2 separate regions of the Homo sapiens genome follow, and region 1 is linked to region 2. Evidence: read pairs that join two places in POLR2A ChIA-PET (ENCODE). Cell type or tissue: Panc1. All regions are shown on one strand. Links, peaks and the distances in the headings refer to the core of each region. The heading gives the core; the rest is flanking DNA.

Evidence for each region. Peaks named below come from ENCODE experiments on the same cell type or tissue, not always from the same donor. Only the 100,000 strongest peaks of a DNase experiment are listed, where the experiment ranks them.
Region 1: POLR2A ChIA-PET joins it to region 2 with 5 read pairs; 2 of 35 experiments call an interaction of 5 or more read pairs at or near these places.

The regions. Positions count from the first base shown.
Region 1 is chr12:65,587,483-65,590,402 of GRCh38, forward strand. All of the region lies in intron 1 of MSRB3-AS1 (MSRB3 antisense RNA 1), which reads right to left. Among named protein-coding and RNA genes, the nearest start is that of LINC02454, 14 kb to the right of the region's middle. In Panc1, for the core only: no CTCF peak of the experiment used is centred there; no DNase peak of the experiment used is centred there.
Region 2 is chr12:65,953,471-65,956,390 of GRCh38, forward strand. All of the region lies in intron 4 of HMGA2 (high mobility group AT-hook 2), which reads left to right. Among named protein-coding and RNA genes, the nearest start is that of HMGA2-AS2, 6.2 kb to the left of the region's middle. In Panc1, for the core only: no CTCF peak of the experiment used is centred there; no DNase peak of the experiment used is centred there; H3K27ac peaks cover 2,500 bases.

The DNA of each region.
Region 1 (2,920 bases), core at 162-2,661, 370 kb before region 2:
TCTTTACCTTTGACTGAAAGTCCTTCATCATATAGTATTTTATATATTTTGTACATTTATATATTTTAACAAAATATTAAAATGTATAATATAAATATATATTTATACAAATATAAATACACACACACACACACACACACACACACACACACAGTTCCATCCAAAAGAAGGAAACAAGAAAACCACCCCTGAAACATTGAGAAATGGCATGGTGAAGGGGGAAAAGCAATGAATTAGGACCCAGAAATTCATAGGTTTAGTCCTGGCTGAGCCATTAGTTTACTGTTGACCTTGGCCTTGGTTTCTCCATCTTTAAGATGGAGGTAGTAGTGCCTGCCTTAGTTCGCCCTCCAGAGTCACTGCGAAGATTAAATGCTATAATCTATAAGGGGGAAAACTTAGAAAACATTCTCATGCTTTGGCTAAGAGCTTTGGAAAGCACTTAGTTACGTGGAGATTCCAGGGAAGTTTCCTTCAGTTTTCTCTGCATTATTAGATTTCTTGTTGTAGAAAAGTGTGTGCGCTTTGTGAACCAGGTTTTCAGAGCCTCCAGATTTCCTTAAGTACAGCACATGTCCCTGAGGGTATATGGCACACACTTCCCTTTTAACAACTGCACATTTCACTTAATGTTTAGTGTTTCTGCTTCAAAATGAATGCTACTCCATGGCTGGTGTGGGTGAATAGCCCACACTGGTCTTAGTTCAGTTTGTGTCAGTGATTAGCTCAGCTGAAATTGGTTGGGAAAGGAGGAGAACACTGTTCAGCTTGATAAAAATAAAGTACATTCTTTCAATAAAGAGGGAGTGAACAGAAAGCAATTGACTGTGGAGAAGGCAGGTGACCTAACAACTACAGAAGAGAATTTAAAGTTTGGCATTGGAAGCCACTGACTTCCAATTCTAATGTGACATATTGAATTGTGTGACTTGGACATGCACACACATACATATACATGTGTACATGTTTATGTTTCTATACATATTTCTGCATGAATATGTAAATATATGTGTATTTATATTCATAATGCACTCTCAAGTTCAAAGACTCTGAGCCACATTAGTGTACAGTTTTATAATTTAAGATGATTTTGTTATCAAAAAATTGGAACTTCTACCTATTTAAAACTTATTTCTACTGTTTTAAGTGAAAATATTTAGTTGTAAACAGCAGACAGCCATTCTAAGGAAAAAAATTATTAAAAGGCCCCCACTTTTTTTTTGAGAAACAGTCTCACTCTGTCACGCAGGCTGGAGTGCAGTAGTACAATCATAGCTCGCTGCAGCCTCAAACTCCTGGGCTCAAGTGATCCCCCTTCCTCAGCCTCCCAAGTCGCTGGGACTACAAGCACACACCCCCACACCTGGCTAATTTTTAAATTTATTCTAGAGCTGGATCTCACTATGTTGCTTAGGCTGGTCTCAAACCCTTGGGCTCAGCCTCCCAAAGTGCTAGGATTACAGGCAAGAGCCACCATATCCGGCTCTTAAAAGGCTTTTGAGTAGCTCGTGGAATTGCCAGGTGCCTTAGAGAAGATTCTGAACTCTATAGCCAGGAACAATGCTCAGAATCAAATTGCAGAACCTTTCTGGTGAGGACATCATAGCTGCTTATGATCCCTAGATTCTATGGGCAGCTGCCACCACTACCAGAGTCTTCCTTGCAATGCGAGCTTCTTGCATCATGACTTCTAGATTCCAAGTATGCAAAGGTACATATTACTGGGGAACCTGGGCCACATGCTCGCGCCTAGCTCTAGAGAAATTTGGGAAACAATAAGTATGTATGCAGCATTTTTAGCTTCTGTACTAGTTGATAACATGAGCTTCCACCAAGAATCCTAAAGCGTGGAAGTCTTCAAATATGGGTAAGAAGTTCTGATGTTTATTGGACAACCAAAAAGAGTGACATTTGTGTACCATGACAGAGTAGTGCTAATAGATGCTAATTCCAAAGATAAGAGGCTGAGCCTGGCTTTCAGTCTTTAAGAAAGTATTTGAAAAACAGAGTCTATACAATGAATTCCTGATTTTAGGAAAAGCTGCACAGTCTCCCAGGAATACCCTGACAGATCAGAGCAGTAATAAAGCAACACAGCTCAGGCCTAAGGAGCAGATACTTCTAGAAAAGTTTCAACAACAGAAACCTGATTAAAAAAAAAAAAAAAGCATAGCCATTGATATAAAACATATGACACATATCTTAGTTGGACTCTCAAAACATTTCTCACTTCTCTACAACAAACAATGCTTCCAAAAATGGCCCATGCCCTGTCTCTAGGAGATGAATTGGATTCAACTCATCCCATTTCAGAGCACGTTTGATAGAGTTCATGTACCAAGCCCTTCCTGTGGGCTGAGGAACTTTCCGTGGGCTGAGGAACTTCTCAACTTCCACTGTTCCATAGTGGGGAAAAATTCATTTGGTAAGCTGTTAAAAACTCCTAGTCATTAAATGAAGTTTGCTCTGCCTTGGGTCAAAAATAAAAAGGCCTATTGCCTCTTAAATTACCATGTCTGAGGCCATTTGTAGTAGTTCCTTGCTATTCTTGAGGAGGAAAAAAAGGCACGATCCTCTGCAAAAATGGTAGTTATGCTCTTTTAGGAGCCACCTCCTTGACACAGGTGGGGAGGCTTAGTTGGGTGAGGGGTCCCAGCTAAGCAAACCTCTGGGAAGGCCCAGCCTGGGCATAGCCAGTGTGTCCTCATGCCAAGATCTTCCCAGAATGAGTCTTGGGAGGATTTAGGTCTCTGAGTGTGGAAAGCTGGGCAGGAGCCAGCACACCTTCTCCAGAGGCACAGAAACTTGGGGGCACAGTACCAAATAGCCATTCTTTCTTTACCTAGTCTCTAGTCACCCTTTGGAAAAAAGGTTTTAGTATTCATTTTAACATCCCACAATTGCAGAGTGGCCACCTGTC
Region 2 (2,920 bases), core at 180-2,679:
TAGAAAGGTAGAGAGGCAAGAACAAATACATCATAGGTGGAGATTATTAATATGGCTAGAACTGATTGCAAGTTGGACATTAATACATCAAGAAATAATATAAGTGAAATCACAGTTGTTTTTCCCAAGAGAATTCAGAATCTCAAAGAAGCCACAAGTGGATTGAGTTGATCTTCAAGGATCAATCTGGCTATCTTACAGACCCTGTTCCAGATTTGCCCTTTATAGGAGAGTTCAGACTCAGAATTATAAAAAAGAACATGAGCTCATTGGGCTACCTAATTTATATTGTGTAATGACACAGTGATGAATTATATAAACATGAAAACTACGTGAAAGTTCGTGGAGGATAATGTAAATTTTACACTACATTCAAAAGAATCTCTTCCTTTTCCATCTGTTTCTTTCAAAATACCCTCCCAGATGGCTTTCCCATGAGGCAATCTGGATTAACTCAGCCTCATATCCTTCCTTCAACAGCACTTTGAGGGGTTACATTCAGAATCGCTTTTGAGGTGGTAAAAATTTTAGCACAACTAAATATTTTACATCTAAAGAAAAGGGCTCAGCAGTGTGTAAACAGACCTACGTTTTTCTTTCTGGCCCCATCACTGGGCTAATTAATTTCTCTTTGCTCTATTTATCCATCTAGGAAATGGGATAATAATAATGCCTTTTCCCTTACTCCCAAGAACATTACAAGAGATGCATAATTATATAAATTCCAGGTAGCATTATTACATTCTGACTTATTTTTGACTGTTAAGTTTTTCATTTCCAGAGATTTATAGTCTCAAAAATTCTAGAATCCTGATTTATTCCAAAGTACTTCCTCTTTGACGTCAAGTGTTTTCATTGAATGTTTTTTAAGGCAGGAATTTTTTAGCTGGAGGAAATTTTCTAGTAATTGCTCCATCCTACTGTTAGGGCTAAAGCATTCAGAATCATCTTCCTAGCATTTATGTCACACGTATACAGAATTACAAAGGCTCTGTGGTGAAGTATCCTCATACTGCCCAATGCTGAAGTCTCCTCAGAACTTCAAGAATGGCCCTTGTTGAACCTGGGGTACAAAGCAGCAGAGTTTATTCTGAGGAGACAAATTCAGAATTATGATAAATCTCAGCACCTGCATACGCACTTGTGTTTGTGTATACAAGTACATGCATCTAGAGAGAAATGAAAAGTGAAGGACCACCCTGTTGCAGGGGTTTGTGTTTGCGAAATCCACCAGGTGTCATCAGCTGCAAACATCAAGTGTGTCCCATAATCCTAATGGGAGAGTTAATAGTCTCTTAAAAATCTAAAGGGGAAAATCTGTAATATGTACGTTAACTTTTTTCTAAAATTCCAAAACCAATGAAAACAGCTTACAAAATAACTCTACTATATTTCCACTTCAAGTGATAAACAATAAATTGAAATCAGCTAATTACAAATAAATAGAAATGAGGCTGGGTGCAGTGGCTCACACCTGTAATCCCAACACTTTGGGAGGTCAGGAGTTCGAGACCAGCCTGGCCAACATGGTGAAGCCCCATCTCTACTAAATACACAAAAATTAGCCGGGCGTGGCGGCGGCCATCTATAATCCCAGCTACTCGGGAGGCTGAGGCAGGAGAATCACTTGAACCTGGTTGGCGGGGGAGGGTTGCCGTGAGCAGAGATTGTGCCACTGCACCCCAGCCTGGGTGACAGCGAGACTCCATCTCAAAAGAAAGAAAGAAAGAAATAGAAAGCAGCTCGTTTTTTAGCAATTTGAGCAGTTGAATTCTCAGTCATATGAATTACATTCTTCAGTAGGAAATGGTGGTAGGTTTTTCTTTTTCTTTTTTTAAAAAAAGAAACACCATAAAAGTACCAGATTATTATTATTATTAGAGGGTGCTTTGTTACTCAAGTTTTTACTTTGATAAAAATAAGTGTCTCTCCAACTGAGATGTCTAAAAAAGTTTCGCTAGTTTATCAGGTATTTGATCGTTTATTGCTATTTCCCTTTTAAGGCTTTAATCTGAGACTTGAAGGGACTCCCTAAATGTAATTCAGACATTTTTCTCTCACCTTTCTTCTACCCAAAGGGAAAACAGGTTTTTAAAATCCTAACAGCTCTCCACCCTTTCAATCCACTTTCCCCATTGTTGTACAGCCCTGGCAAACGATGCCTCTGGCAATTAGGACAGGTATAAACCTGCTCCTTTTCAATTTCCCAATGAGAGAATTGCAAAGTTTTCAGTTTCTAAAAGACTGGAAACAAAGCTTTCTGTTTCAAAAAAAGAGTTTTTACTTGCAAGTAACATCTTCTGTGGGTGGTGTGCACCCGGGCAAAGAAATCTCAGTAAGCCTTGATTATCACGGGATTTCTTCCCCCTCAAAATAAAATGTTGAATGTTTTTACAGAGACTTCAAGGGCAGTTTTAAGGATGTTTATATTTCAGACAACCTAAACATTGTTTGGAGCAAAATGAGAGATTTCATTTTGGGACAAGCAAGTTGATGAATTGCAGTCAGCATCTCGTTCTCAAAGAAGGCATTTTTACTGGGGGCTTTTAGTCTAGACATACAAAGAGGGAAGGAGGAAAGGGGAAAGCATTCTCACTCTAACACTCGTCTTTTACATGGTACCTTGGCCAGTGCAGTAAATAGTTCATAATAAATCAGACTTACAAATACTCACTCGTCTACTCACTCAAGGAGCATAATGATTTATACTGCCTAAGTCACAAAGATTACCGATGTATTTATTTTCTTGCTTATGCACTTTCAAGCTAGTAAAACATCTTGTGGGCCAGTAAATGTTTAGTACCAACTGGCAAAACATGAAGAATCATATCAAAGGTTGCCCTAAGTTGCACGGTTTTGTTGTATAGGAAATACTTTTTGACTTAACCTCTGACCTCTGACATCACCAAGGTCAAGGGAA